2 separate regions of the Mus musculus genome follow, and region 2 is linked to region 1. Evidence: chromatin loops called from intact Hi-C (ENCODE). Cell type or tissue: left cerebral cortex. All regions are shown on one strand.

The links. Hi-C counts contacts between places; a loop is a spot of excess contacts. Peaks named below come from ENCODE experiments on the same cell type or tissue, not always from the same donor. Only the 100,000 strongest peaks of a DNase experiment are listed, where the experiment ranks them.
Region 2: it touches region 1 in a loop (4-fold over the local background); 2 of 42 quality-filtered maps call a loop at or near these places.

The regions. Positions count from the first base shown.
Region 1 is chr15:51,202,394-51,210,393 of GRCm38, forward strand. No RefSeq gene overlaps it. Among named protein-coding and RNA genes, the nearest start is that of Gm34446, 120 kb to the left of the region's middle. In left cerebral cortex, no CTCF peak of the experiment used is centred here; DNase peaks (open chromatin) are centred at 1,162, 3,130, 3,846, 4,536 and 1 more place; H3K27ac peaks cover 2,440 bases.
Region 2 is chr15:51,596,857-51,604,856 of GRCm38, forward strand. It overlaps Gm34562 (a long non-coding RNA gene), which reads right to left. Exons shown (of 5, transcript XR_875334.1): 4 at 6,792-6,869; 5 at 4,715-4,962. Among named protein-coding and RNA genes, the nearest start is that of Gm34503, 9.0 kb to the left of the region's middle. In left cerebral cortex, no CTCF peak of the experiment used is centred here; DNase peaks (open chromatin) are centred at 1,234, 1,473, 4,246 and 4,637; H3K27ac peaks cover 569 bases.

The DNA of each region.
Region 1 (8,000 bases):
TCATGCCATGTGGTCTGGAAAGACCACACCACCAACTGCTCATTTTTTCCCTAAGAATTACTGAGTGCTAATCTATCATTTTAGCTTGCAAAACAAAATAGAGAGAAAGAGAGATAAACACTAGAAGCTTAGATTTTTATTAGCCTCAGAGGAAAGTAATTAAATTATTAAATACTAATGTGAAGATTTGTATTTGTTTTTTAAACTAATAGCATAAAGATAACTTATATGAGATTTTAAAAAGAAAAGTCTAACTAGGAATAGCAAGGTGTTTAATACTATGCAAATGTAACATTAGTTCATTTAATCTTCAGAAGCACTCTGGGAAAGTGCTACAGAAAGCTGTGCAGAAAATTGTAAGGCATGCTCGTTTAATCACAGAAAGTCTGTCTGCAAAATGCACACCAGGAAAGATGACTGTGATGTACACCATGGTGAAGTGGCAGCTACATGTCAGGATAGATTCATCAACTGTTAGAAATGTGCTCCTTCAGCTAAAGGGATCTGCAACCCTATAGGTGGAACAACATTAAGAACTAACCAGTACCCCGGAGCTCTTGACTCTAGCTGCATATGTATCAAAAGATGGCCTAGTCGGCCATCACTGGAAAGAGAGGCCCATTGGACACGCAAACTTTATATGCCCCAGTACAGGGGAACGCCAGGGCCAAAAAGGGGGAGTGGGTGGGTAGGGGAGTGGGGGTGGGTGGGTATGGGGGACTTTTGGTATAGCATTGGAAATGTAAATGAGCTAAATACCTAATAAAAAATGGAAAAAAAAACAAATAAATATGTATACCAGGAAAAAAAAAAGAAATGTGCTCCTTCAGTGGCGATGCAGGCAGTGGCAAAGGCTACACACTTGGGGTGTACATGGGACATCACAGTTTTTCTGTGAACCTCAAAGTGCTCTCAAAACAGTCAAATCAAAATTCAGAGAAAGTGTCACCTAAGCAGAGGCCCCATGCTTATTTTTCTTAGTTTACAACAGCCTTCATTTATTTATCTTCTTGTGAAACGAGTGCCTCTTTCAGTCACAGATGTAGGATTTTGTTGGAAGATCCTCAAATTTTATATTTAAAATTTATATTAAAAAAATCATTTTCTTTCCTTAGCAACTAGCAATGTTGAAAAGAGCCAGCCGTCCTCTGGCTCAGATCCACATTACCCATTTGAGAACATCAATGTTGGAAGCAATGGCAGTATCTGAGCAGATGTAGTTAGACTGTGTCCACAGACTCACAGTGAAGGGGTCACCTTCTTTCTTTGCCCATGCTGGCCAGCATGAGCTTCTTCCATATAGTAAAAGACTACCACCACCACCACACACACACATGCACATACATGCATACACACACACATGCACATACATGCACACACACACACACATGCACATACATGCACACACACACACATACATACTCACACACGTGCACATATGCATACCAATCTGGCTAAAAGTCTATTTCAAAAAGAGGCATTATTTTTAATTTGTTGTATGTTATAATATGTTTAATGTGTTGTATGTTATAACTGTACTTCCATACACATCTAAAAATGATAACTTTTATAGGTGAATCTTATCTTTCCAGAGTGTTCTTTCTAAAATAGTTCCTCTCTTTTGGATGATGCTCTTCTCTTGAACGTGTTATGAAATATTGTATGTTCAGAACTACATCCATATACAGTGTGGTAAAAAGTTGTCTGCCCATGTCCATTAAGTTTCCTTTAGTAATCAAGTACAAGAGAAGCCTGAAGTAAGCAGCCCTTCTCTCTGGGTATTCAATTTCATTTCTGGGTTCCTTTCATTCTTAGTAAGGTTTCAAGTATTTACTGTAATGTTCTCCACCACAACACATAAGAGAGGAGAAGTAGGCCTTTTATTTTCCTCTTCTCTGTTTTCTTACCATACTTTTGTGATTACATCATAATTCTAGCTATCGTTAGCATACATTTTGAATGTACAAATTGATGCTTTGCTTGCTCTTTCTCTGGAGTTTTTTCATCTATATTAAACATAACTATGTCTAAAACAAGTCTAATAAATCCTTAAAGTATCAAATTGGAACCAATAAAGACAAATCTGGGGAAATTATGTAGGTGTGGTTCTTGTCTAACCTACCGTCATTATGTTAAATCATGATGTCTGAAGCATCTGGTTGAATTTATATATTAAACATAAATTTTCTAAGTGACACTTTTACTAATACAATATGATTTTACTCTTCTGAACTTCCAGTCTTGTTTCATTAGAATGATATAAATAGCTATACTAGAAACTCACAAAAATTTTCATCAGATTTAAGGTTTATGGAACATGTCACCTAAAAGATGTAAAACCTATATAGCTCTCTTTTCTATTCCTTCCTTCCTTCCTTCCTTCCTTCCTTCCTTCCTTCCTTCCCTCCTTCCTTCCTACCTTCCACCCTTCCTCCCTCCCTCCCTCCCTCCCTCCCTCCCTCCCTCCCTCTTTCTTTCTTTCTTTCTTTCTTTCTTTCTTTCTTTCTTTCTTTCTTCTTTCTTGTTTCTTTGTGCTTTTTATATCAAAATAAAAAAGGCTTACAATGACTGGAAATGGAGTGCAGAATTGAAAGGGGCTATATTAAAAATATACACTTAAACAAAAATCACCTTATATTTTGTGCATATGACTGCCTTTTTTGTATTAAATTGTTGAGAGGGCTCAGTATACTCCAGGATTAGAATAATCCTGTGTTAAAAATAATTTCTGTATTTTCTCATTTAGCTAATATTAATTCATCTAATAAATTATGTGTATAATTTTACCCATGATCCTGCAAGTGACCTAAATTCAACTGGCCATGACAATGGGCATGTTGAACAGTCACAAAGAAGATTTGACAAGGAAGTAGCTATTGAGAGTACAGAATGGATGTACCGACAGGAGAGCGGTCACTATTGTGGTCATTACTGGCTTACTATTAGTGTGTTTTTTTTATGGTTCCAACTGACTTCTACAGATGTGTTTTAATGCAGAGTCAGAAGACTACTATCTGAACATGTGCCTTGCACACCATACTACAAAAGCATGAAAGAGAAGAAAAGAATGATCCATGTAGTAGAGAAAAGTACCAGCTTCATTTGCTGAAAATCCTATGAAATCCGTATAAACCTTCTTAGCAAAGGCTGTGTGGCACAGACTGCTGATGGAGCGAACATCGGGGTCCAGACTGGGTGGAGGGTATAAAGGCAGAGGAAGCTTTATATTCTTCATCAAGATGAAGCCTGTGGGAAATGTCAACTATTACAAAATGGGGAAGGTTTTAAAAAACCCTATCTTACCCGTGGTCCTTAAGGATAGGAACTATAATTATCGTAGGCACAATTTTAAAAATGAACTTTGACTCATTTGTCTCCATAGCAAAGTTCATCCTCCTGCATGAAGCAATCACTATGCATTTGTTAGGAGAATATTTCCTATTCAATTCAAACTTTACAATTGAATTAACAACAGCAATTGAAAAATAACCAGCAACTTTTTTCCCTTCCTTTTCTGCTCTTCCTCAATCGGCCTTTCCCTCTCTTGCCTTGGTTATGTAACTAGATCTTGACTAATTCTCTGAGTGAAAAAATAAAAAAGCTCACTCAATCACAGGCTAGCTGTATTATCATTTAAAATAATAAGAGCGCAGTAGTTCGAACAACATAAAGTATTTATTCTTAGTCATTTATCATTTTCACAGTTCTGCAGACAATGAGACCTACTTTTAACAATCTGCTTCTCTGGGCTACCATAGTCCTTTGTGTCCACCCTTAACATAAATACTAAAAGGATCAGACAGGCTGCTCAAATCAGAGGAGATTTAAAGCAATGTAGACGGAACCCTGAAAAGGAAACCACAACCTCCACACCCGCCCACCTGTGTTTCAGCTGCAAAGCTTCCAAGAAGAAAATTAACAGAGAAAAAGAGACTAGAAGTGAAATGGAAAATGAAGAGAGCAGTCTATGGAATTACTCTCTGAATCAGAAATGGAATACCCCCTCAACTCCTGGGTCAAGGTTCTGCTGCAAAGTTAGATTGTTTCCTGGTGCAGCTTTTTTTTTTTTTTTTATGAATCAAACTGAGGGGAAAAAAATCTAAAAAATAAAATCAGGCTAGGAAAAACAATCAAAGACTTACGGATTTTGTCACATGAGGGAAAAAACCTGCTGATATCCAGATTGTTCCATTGGTAGCTTCCACCCCCTCAGAAGAATCAATTGTTTAACGCATGAGCTCTGTCAATTCAGTAGACTTTCTAATCTGCTAGATTGTAAACCTCTTCAAAATGAATTATAATAAAACAATAGCAAGAAAAAAAAAGCATTAACATTTCAGCAGTGCAATTTCTTAGTCCAGATGGGAAACCACTTGAGCTTAAAATGGACTGTAATGAATAAGGGGGAAAATATAAAACCTTGTGTATATTCAATTCATAACCAAGATTTCCTGATGTGTGCTTCCTTTTAATGTTTCCAAATTTTACGTTTGACTATAAGACATTGCAGTTGAACGGTGGAGACTTCCATTAACCTACATACAAATGCACAGGCTAAATCACAGTGTGAAGTTATTTCTGGAATCTTCCATGTGGCTAAATGCTCAGAGAGAACTCCCAGGCTTCCTTAAAAAAAAAAATCAAGCCTCTGTCCTTCAAGGCAGTTGTTGACTTATACCCTGTCTTTCAGGTTCTTCAGGGACAACAATGCTCTCAACAACTTATGCAGTTCATTGCCCAATAATTTCTTTGGCACTTTTAGATTAAACTATACCCCCAAACCTTCCTTAACTGACTGGCAGTCTGGAAGAATCCGTTCTGGGGTTTATAAGTTGTATGCTAATCTTTCTTTTTTAATGTGAATGCTAACTGCTTTTGAAGATAATGAGATAATTTTAGACCTAAAGAAGCTTGTCAGTACAGAAATTTTCCACATACCTTTCATAATTTATTTGAACTTTAACAGCTTTCCATGAATATTCCTGTTCTTTTCTACAGTCTAATCCAGAAATTCTGCATCACATGAAAGTGTCTTGCCCTCCTCCCTCCATGCCTCCTCCCTTTTTTCATCATCCCCTCTCCCTCCTATGTTCATTCTTCTCTTGTTTCCTTCTTTCTATTCCACCTCTGGTGCTTGGTATCCTAAGATGCTCCAAGATTATTCCAAATCTTAGAATCAACCAGTTCTCCAAATAACACATTTTTCTTTATAAGAGACTGATATTGACAAACCATGACTTGGACATTAGGTATACCTTACTGCTTCTGGCTATTGCCAATTCTTCTTATTCTTCTTTGTGGATAGAGCTAAGGCCCCACTTGTTACTAACTTCAGTCTACTCAAACAATTCCACAACTCCAACCCAGAACCATGGGGCTCCTTTAAGCATTTACTATTCCCTACTCCTTGAAATGTGTGACCTGCACACCTTTCTCATCTACAACATGTCCATCTTCTTGATATGAAGGTTTACATATGTTTGTCCAACAGAAAAACACACACTTCTGAAAAGTGTTTAGAGCTACATCTCCACTTGGAGAGTTCTACTCCAAACAGTTGTGAACACCACAGACATAAATGTATAGTTTCATCAGCACAGGTTTGGTTTATGATTCTCTATAGTGTTAAGAGTTGTCACATATCATATGAATACAACCTCACCTTTAGTAGCCTTCCATATCTGTCTTCTTTCATCTAGCAGTAAACATTTAGAGTTCATTCTGTTCCCATATGCCCCAGTAAGCAACCTGTTTCTTTCCCTTGTTGAATACTGCTCCATTTTACAAATGAACCACACAGTTCCCCCTCATTAACAATTTCATGACACTTGCATTGCTTCTTATATATAATTAAAACACTGTAAGTAGAACCTGTATGTGTATACACATAAAAGTTTTTGCATGAGTAAAACTTTCATTTCCCAGGACTATACGCCCAGAGGAACAATGCTTAGAATATTTTATAAGAACATTTAATTTAATGTTTTAAGAAACTAACAGATAATTTTTTGCAGCATCTGTATCATTTTTATATTCCACCAGTAAGATAACATATGACCTTACGACTGCTCTTTGTTCTTGCCAGCATTTATTATTATGATCAAGTCCACTGCCAGTATACCGTTCGATTAGAGTCATTTTTTACTGTTCTTCAGTTGTCTATAACAATTTTGTCTTGTATCTTCTTTTAGTCCTGACATTGTTCATTCTGTCTCCTCTGATTTGGGGGGGCCTTTTTTGTTTGTTCGATTGTTTTGCTACTAATTCTATTAGTTACTAAAAGTAGGACGGACATCTCCGACTACTTTTGTTTGCAATACCCCATCTGAGTTTTGTGACTTCTCAGTCTGTGCATTTTGAGGTCATGTGGTTCACCCATCAGTGTACATTGGCTATCGTGACATATTGTTGGGGAACTGGTACTTTCATTATGTGATATTCTCCTTTGTAATGATGTCTCTTCTCCCAAGTACTTCATTCCTCCACATTAGACAGGATCAAGGGCTTTCTTTTGGTCAAACAGAGCTTTTTCTCAGAACTTTCTATGAGACATTTAAAACTTTGCTGTTTTATCTTTGTCTTGTGGACAAAAGACAGCTGAACCCTGAAGTCTATTTATTTTGTGTAAGTATACTCCGGAGTTTGTTTCGTGTGGTTCTTTCCTTCCCACATTTTTAATTTGTTATTTATTTTGTGTTGTGTCTGTTGAATGTTACCCACAGTACTATGCTTTTTCATATTAATTGTTATTTAAATATCTTTTAAATATTTTAGTGGCTTTCCTAGGGCATAAAGTACATGTCTTCAAGTTATCAAATTTTTATTATTTTGCTATTTTACATATAGCATTACCATGATTTTTTAAAAGTTCTCTGCTACTATTTTTATATATTTATTTTTATTCTATCTCTTATCATTGTGAAATCAAAATTACACATATATTAGAATACTGAAAATGATTGTAATCTGATATTGTAGGCTTTTCCATTCCTCATACTCTACTCTATTTATGTTTCTATTTGGCCAATTTCAGCTTCATCTTCTAGTTTCCTTTGGCTGTGTCAGGTCGAAAAATGATCTCATTAAAGGGAGCCATGGCTCAGTGGGTGATGGCATGAACACAGGTCCTCAGAACCCACAAAGCTGGATAGTGACACATGTGTGATCCAGCAGTCTTGGGAGGCAGAGATGGATGAATCCTGAAACATTCTTGAGTCAGGTAGCCTGGAATATATCTGTATACACACACACACACACACACAGAGAGAGAGAGAGAGAGAGAGAGAGAGAGAGAGAGAGAGAGAGAGAGAGAGAGGAGAAAGAAACTATGTGCAAGGTGTAATCTCTGAAATTAGCCAACTTCTCTGTTTGCAACATTGGCTTCTAGATTGTCTCAAAAACTGCAGAAATATGAAGCTTATCTGACAGTTACCCAAATTAAATTAGGAAATATCTCTAGCATATTACCTCCAAAGACACGCCATCTTTTTCTAGTAGACAATTACACATTAATATATTTCTCCTAGTAGACTTTTTCCTAATTATAAAAGTCTTTTCTGTTGATTTTTAACTTTAAGGAAGTACATATTGAAGTTTTAAAGGGAAAGAACAACAGTTTCAGATGACAAAGCCACACATGCAGAAGAAGGGAATGGTTTACCTTCTGGGCTGAATTGACGTTTGCACCTACAAGATTAAAGGAATACATTCAGGGATAGAGCTGGAACTCAGAATTGGATAAGGACAATATGGTGTAGTTGTTTCATTGCTGTGTGAGATCAAGACAGAATTTCTAATAGCTTTTCGGTCCCTACTATCTTCTTAGTCACATGGAATGCCTGAGGACAGCAAGGCATTTTATTATTCCCAAGTATATTCTCTTTTCTCTTCAGGGGAGCAAACATTTTCCAGATCATGAATTCATTTATTTTTTTTTCTTTTTGAAGAACATTTGTTTCCCATCTAATGGCACACACTGTGCTAAACGTTGTGAATATGCA
Region 2 (8,000 bases), 390 kb after region 1:
GCCCCTTGCCCTTCCCAGCAATTTATGTGCCTCGTCAGGTTTTCCACAGTCATCAGATAGATAGCACACTTCCTCTTTGCATCTATCTGCCTCTGGGCTCACCCCCTAAGTTTTAGGATGTTCTTGGAATCATGTGTGAAGACAATGCTGGGCGATAAATCAATGGATGCAGCACTTGAAAGCTCAGAATTCTGTCCTTGACTGTAATAGGATGTAGTGGGACAAGGAAGTCAACACTAAAGTCCACCTCAGTCAATGTAATCTGTCCATCTAGATCTAAAGTTGTTCTGAAAAGAGACCACCTGGGTTTCAGTTATAGTCCTGCATCACTTAACAAGAATATGTTCTGAGAAAGGAATCATTAGGAGACTTTGGAGGTTGGTTGGTTGGTTGGTTGGTTGGTTGGTTGGTTGTTTGGTTGGTTGGTTGGTTAGTTAGTTGATTAGTTAGTTGATTAGATTGCTTGCTTGCTAGTTTATTGAGAGAAAAATCTCCTGTATTCCATGATAGCCTGAAACTATATTCATAGATGAGGATGAATTTAAACATTAGGTCCTCCTGTGTCCATGTGCCCTGTGCTGAGATTATAAGTATATGCCACCACATCAAGTTTATGCAACAGTGGGAAGCTGAATTCAGGGCTCTGTGCCCATTAATCAAGTGTTCTACAGACTAAGCTAAGGCTTCCCTCATGCCAGGAGTTTCGTTTTGTGGGACCATCTATCACAGAGTACACTTGTACAAACATAGCTTGCCAGCCCATCAGTTGATGGTATGATGGTGTGAAACAGTCACCACACTGGTGGCAGTACAGCCTATTCATGCCACTTCCAGGAAAAGATATTAAAATAATTTACCCAGCACCCAGCAAGCTTCCAGCCTTCTTTAGCAGAAAACAAAGGCTCTGAGTTTCTGTTTTGGAGGAGCAAACACACTTCTCTTTTCTTTTTGGCATCAATATCTCTTCCAGGTACATCAATTCAGGGTTTTCAGTGGTGGAGCCTGCTTGGACTCCAGCTACCACTATCTTCCTTTTCATTACCCAACACCCCAGGGGCTTGCACCTCAGATGTGCCTGAATGTAGCACCGTGGTGCTGTCTGTATGAGAAAGGGCCTGGAATCCTTTTGAATGCTCAGTAGGTTTCTTCCCATTTCAGAATTTCTGCTTCCAAGTTCTACAAGAAAGAGATATTTTTGAATTTTTATTTGTGGCATATATCCTGCTTATGCCAGCAGATGCGTCAAAGATACCACAACTAAAATAGGATTTTTATAGGAAAACAGAATGTAGGGCCTGAATTAATTGCTGACATCATATGTACTCCCTCAGACTAGCTATTCCGAAACAACTCTGCCCCCTTCCCACATATTTTACCCCCTACCCATTCGTTGTTATTATTAAGGACACATGTATAGAAATAGGATCTTGCCTTAGTGAACTCTTTCCATGCCAGCTGCTCATTCCTCCAACGGATTTTACAATTGTCCCTTTCCACATCACAGTCAGTCATTGTACAAACGAGAATGTCCTCCAAGAACAGATTGTGACTTTAGGTGGAGAAAGAGCAGCCATCAGAAGCAGATGAACTCTCAGTGAGCCAAGATTGGGACTGTGCCACAAATGTCCTCAGGAAGACATGGGGGAAGAAATACAAATGAAGAAAAATCAAAACAATAGATTAAAGCAGAGGTGAGACTATGCTGAAGAATATTGAGAAACAGGTTTTTAAGAGATATCAGTTATTTCGTAGGTTGTATATGACCACAAATCTTAAAAGTTTGTAGCCTCGGCCACAATTCTGAATTCCCCTACTTAGGCTGAATTTAAGCCACAATTCTGAATTTCCCTACATAAGACCTAGGCTCCAAAATAGGTGCCACTATTTGCTGCCACTGCTCTTAAATAGTTCTGTATTATTTCTCTTTTTAAAGTAGTTTTTATCTTTTGAGGATATAATTACATCATTTCCAACTTTCCCTGTCCTCCTTCCAATCTCTCCCATATATGCCCTACCCCCTTTTTCTCTCACAAACTCATGACTTCTTTTCCTACAATTTCTTACATTAAACTCAGCACTTGAATGCTTTCCATCTGCTATAAGGTATTTTGGGTCTCCAGCAACTTCTTCCATTTTATCCTCTTCACCGTATTTATTAATTAGAGAGAATTGATGAATGTACCAAGCCTGGTTGTGTTTTGCTTTGGCTTGTTTTGGGTTGGGTTGGGTTGAGTTGGGTTGGGTTGGGTTGGGTTGGTTTTTTGAAAGCTTTAATTTTGGTTAATTTGGAAGTAAAATCATGATGGAGAGGGCCTGTGGATAAAAGAGTCTTGAGAAGCCTATCAGAGGACTTGCTAGAACTGTGTTGTGATTTGTTTTACTGCTCCCTAAAATTCATCCTATATTGTGTTCAAAATCACACTCTCCTTCTATACACCTGTATATGGTGGACTTCTCAGAATGGACCCGAGAAGGACAAATGTAGAGTGAATCACAAATAAATACCAAAAAAATTTAACGAAAACTCTATGTCTCAACTAAGAGAATTATGTCTTGTTGAAAGTTTCTGCATTTGCCAGTGGTAGTGATTTACATTTGTGTGTGTGTGTGTGTGTGTGTGTGTGTGTGTGTGTGTGTGTGTGTGCGTGTGCCACAACATACATGTGGAAGTCAGAAGACAACTTGCAAGAGTCAGTTCTCTTGTTCTACTGTGTGGGATCAGGGATTGAACTCAGGTCATCAGGCTTGGTGGCAGATGCCTTCACCCATTGAACCTCCTCATCAGCCCAGTCAGCTATGAATGTTAACCTGATACCTAATGCAGTCACCCCTAGGAGAGGTATCTTAGAAGGTAAGCTTAAATATCTTTGTTTTCCACTCAAGAAAGGTAAAGTTGAATAGCTCATCCAAATTCTAATCTAGCGCATGCCATCTCAGGTCAAGCCAACTCAAGAACATCTTTGCTTAGTTCCTCCTTCAAGGTTTCTCCAGCATTTTCCAAACAGTTTACCTTACCCCTTCCAGACCCAGTATCCTCTCAATCATGGCAATCCAGGGGCAGCTACAATGTTACAGTTTTGAAACACAGCCACTGGGCAACAATGAAGTAGAAACTCTGGTCTAGCAGATAGAGCACTTAGGCCCTGGGCAACTTCCCGGGCTCTTGTGCTTGCTGTGTAGCCTTTAGTTCTCCCCTCTGAAAACTGCACCCGTATTTTGAGTTCCTGAAAACATCTCTGGAGAAACACTCCTTTTCTGTCCCTCAGAGCTCTGTTAGCTTGCCTTGTCTGGCCAGGCACACATCTGAAACATTTTCTCCCCATTTCTTCCACTCTTTCATTTCATAGTACTTTAATTCCTGACTCAAATAACATGTCCCCCTGTTAGTCCACAGACTATTCAGAAGGCCTTTGTCTTCATTGTTCCTGATCATTGATAGTTAATGGCAGGCACAGATTAACTAAATAAATCGAAAGATGGTGGCTTTACATATCTGCTCAGAGATTTGGGGATGAGAGAACGGATGATATGTGGATCCCACGTTGAAAAAGAATTTTTTTAACAACTTGCAATCTCTGTCAAACAACTATAATTTTTAATAGGCCTCTTAAAACATGAGATGAATTAAAATCTCCTCACTCTGCTGTTTGGGAAACAGCATCCTTACCAGTCTAATGAGAGATGCAATTAGAAATTAAGTGTCGAGAAGTAGTTGAATAAGTCTTTATTGAATTAAATCCATGTCTCTGAACTGAATTAAACTGAAACGCAGCTGTGGCTTCTCCTACTGGAAACCATCGAGCTGCCTGGGTGGGGAATCTGCCCTAAGGAGAGAAAAAATTATCGATGGTTCCAGCTCTGGGTTAGAACCTCTCAACCCTGGCTACACATTATAGTCACCTGGGGAAATCTGAAAGATGTTGGATGCATGCTTCCCATCCTTAGGATATTTCATTTAATTGGACTGAAGTAGAGCCTTGGCATTTACATTTTCTTAAAGTTGCTTGGGTGTGTTTAATGTCCAACCATTCATGAGACAACTTGTCTGGAAAACAAGGTTGCTCCCTTGTAACTATAGCTCTGCGGCCGGGTGACCACAGCTAGAATCCTGGTCTTTGGTAGTGGATTAGTTGTATCTGCTATCATAGGTTGTGGGCCAAGATTTGGTGTCTTTCCACAGTCAGCATAGCTGGAAAGTATGCCTGCAGAATGAGCCTCCAGAACACATGTGAACTGAAGTGTGGGAGATATTTGCGTGTATAAGCAAAACAGTCATACCACATCCTACAAAAGGAGGCCAAGAGAGGACTCAACATTCTGACTGAGATGTTGTTCCCACAAACAACCCTCTTGTTCCTTCCATTGTAGACCATTGGCATCAGGTAAAGAGATTGGAAAAAAAAAAAAAAAAACCACTTGGGGAATAGGGAATATTGTGACAGTGCCACAGCTGTGCCTCCACAGAGTGGGATAGAGGAGGCTGCGTGAGGCTTCCTTCTCTTGATGTTCTTTCAGCATTTTCTTTTCTGGTTTGGAACCCTGTGGCACTAATGTTTTCCTTCAATGGCACAAGCTTTCTTCTTCACACTTGCCCAGAGCCCACGTTACAGCAGCACCTTGGTGTCTATGATTAGCAACTAGACAATCCCCAAGAGGAAGCATGCGCCCGCCCCCGCCCCCCCCCCCCACACACACACACACCCAGGATGCTGCTGCTCCTTTGCAGAAAGATTCAAAATGCACATGACATCTGTCATGCTTCAGTCTTGTCTCTCTGCCACATTTCCAAAAGGCTCTTGCAGATTTCATGTTTGTGTTTTCCTGTTTTTTCTGGCTCCATGTTCCCCTATGTAAATTAAGAACGTTCTTCCAGTGGGAACAGGCACCCGAGAGCCTTTGTTGACTTCAGACACACTGGGTCTCACCGAAAGCAGCTTTGCATACAGCAGCAGGCCGGGCTGCCTAAAGGAAATCCAGAGCAATTTAAGAAAAAGCCGTTTTAAAAATCAATTACAGTAAAGGAGAAAGCTAATAAAAGGAATCCATGCATGCTCAACTGAGAAATAAATAGTGCAGTCATATTGCTGAATATTATTAAATTGTATTTTGCTCCATCTTTTGTTATTCATTTATTGAATATGCAACATTTTCTCTATGAAATTTTTCTAATATTAGTCCAAAATACTGGACAATGTTGCCTACTTTCATGATTGTGTTTTATTTATGTGTGTCTGTGTGTGTGTGTGTGTGTGTGCACCCGCGTGCGTGTGTGTGTGTTTGCTACCTTTCATTGTACTAGAATCCTATATTGCATCCTACCCTCCTACCCCTCTGATATATACACACAGACACACAAATGCCACAAATAAAAACCAGGAAAGTCACAGTTGACACTCCTCATCAGTGGTGTCATTTACAAAGCAAGGACTAAAAAGAAAGAAGTGAGCCAATTTTTTATTTAAAGTTTTGAAATGTGATTCATTATGAAAAGTTTACAATAATTTTTGAGCCTTTAGAAAATTCATCAAAATATTAATCTTGATTAGTGAGGGGTTTGTTACTCCTTAAATTTTATGTCTAATGCCAAGTTTGTCATGTTTTTGTTTGGATTTTTTTTTAAATTTTTGCTTTTATGTTGTTTTTATCAATTAAGCTTATTTGATGATTTTTATACATGTATACAATGCATTCTGGTTATCCTCTCCCCACATCCATCCTTGTTACTTTCCCATTCCGTCAGCCCCACACTCCACCCTATTCTAAGTCCTGATCTCTGTAAATACAGAGTCAAGAACATAGACTAGTATGGGCAAGTCCTGGTGTAGATGAACTAGAACTCTTTATACTGGAGTGCTAAGAAATCTGTAATCTAAGCTTCTCTGCTTATTGCTGTACTGATATTACATTAATGTAGTCAATGTCTCAGAGGTGCTAGAATGTTTTGAAGGTTGTGAGTAGGAGAATAGTTACATGGTTTAGGGGGCACCGCCTAGTAAAATCAGCACTCCAACCCATTATACTTACACACCTGACCATCAATTCAGCTCAAGGGTGAATTCCCTTGGTCTCTCCCATTAATCTAACAATGTATCTAACACTAACACATGAATACCTGACTCTGGTAGAGTTCACAACCTAATGAAAATTCATCATAGGGTAATATCTCAGAAACAGTGACATGGATGCTCTTGAGAGAAAGTAGCACAAGAAGGGCCACATCACAGAGGCAAGGGCTTCCAGTCTGTCTAAGGGCAAGGGCTTCTGGTCTAAGGCCAACCCTCTGCAAGAAGTTGCCCCAGGAAGAATTGGGACATGGAGGACTCTCTACTTGCGTACATATTGGGATTCAAAGAGTCTAAAAGTCTGTGTGTGGCTTGGACCTCCTGCAAAGCACAACTTGAAAACATACCTCTGAGCATAAGCACGGGGCATGGACTGCCTGCTGCGCCCACACCCCTGTCAGCAGGACATGTGCTTCCAGTTGTTTTCACAGTAGTAATTATGGCTCACATTCAGCTATCTACACCCTCTAGTCTGGTTCCATTGGTGACCAAGGATACACATTTGTTCAGCAGCTGGACAAAGGCAAGGGCGCCAAGCCTTGGAATACAACAATTTACCTCTCTTCAAAGCTAACATACATTAGAAATTGAACCTTCGCCCTTCAAACTGTCAGCTATACCAACCCCTTCATTACATAATAGTGACCACCTTGACAGTATTTTGTTACAGAATTGATGGTTGGAGTCATAGATTGAAAGAACAAAGAATGGTTGAGAGGAAAGTCTCACCTGTGTGAATATTATGTTTCCAGATCTCTACGTTCAGAGGAAGAAAAGCTGAGTTTGTTGAATGTGAACAAGTTTAATCTGCAAGCAAAGAAAAACAGCTAATTCTAGGCCTGTTACACATAAATTTTCCCTATAAAGTAATATTTAATGGGACATTTGTATCAGCCCCCCACCCCTCTCCAAAGCTAGGGAACATTGAAAAGGATGGAGCAGAAGGAATGTAAGAGTGAAGGGTTGGGTTGCTATGAAATGCTGTCTTCTGAATATGACATAACCACCACACTTAGGAGGTCACAGCAGTAGCGGTTACCTGCACAGGACTTGCATGGGACTCGGACTATCAACAATCTGTCATGGAAGTGGAAGGGACTCCTGAGGCCCTACCCCTCATTGATGAGCCACTGGCAGGTAATGGAAGAATCATTGTGTTCTTACTTGTGCTCATAATGACCACCCTAATTAAAGTAAAAGGGTCTCTCTCTCTCTCTCTCTCTCTCTCTCTCTCTCTCTGTGTGTGTGTGTGTGTGTGTGTGTCTCCTGTCTCTCTCTTGCACACATGTACACACACACACACACACAGAGACAGACAGACAGACAGACAGACAGACAGAGAGAGAGAATTTTGTTGGGAAGGAGAAAGTGTCCCAACAGCAGTGACAGAGAGATATGAGAAGGGAATAGAGAATTTGATTAAAATGCATTATACACATGTGAAATTGTCAATGAAAAATTTGAAATATGTTTTTAAAATATTTTTAAAAACCACAGGGGGAACCAGATGGCTCAGCAGGTAAAGAGGCTTGCTACCAACCCAGCTCTCTGAGTGTGAGCCCCTGAACCCTCTGGGAGGAATAACTGACTCCTGAACGCTGGTCTCTGGTTTCCATTTCGACATTGTAGTATGTGGGCATATGTACATGTGTGCACTCACATACACAGAGAGGCACACAGAGGTACACACACACATAGATATAATTTTTAAAGCAACAATTTTTTTTCTTTGAAGTCTACAGTCTGCACGTGCTAGAAAAGACAGTTCAGTCTGGAGACACTTGAGTTTCACGTCAGGTGGATGATTGTCATTGGCAAAATGTTCCTAGCTCCTCATCATCCCTCATTCACCTTTCTTAATGGGGGAGTTTGGAAAGAACATGTTGATGTGCGCACTTCAGAGGGGAAAGCTAGGATCCCATCGGCTAAAAGGCTGTC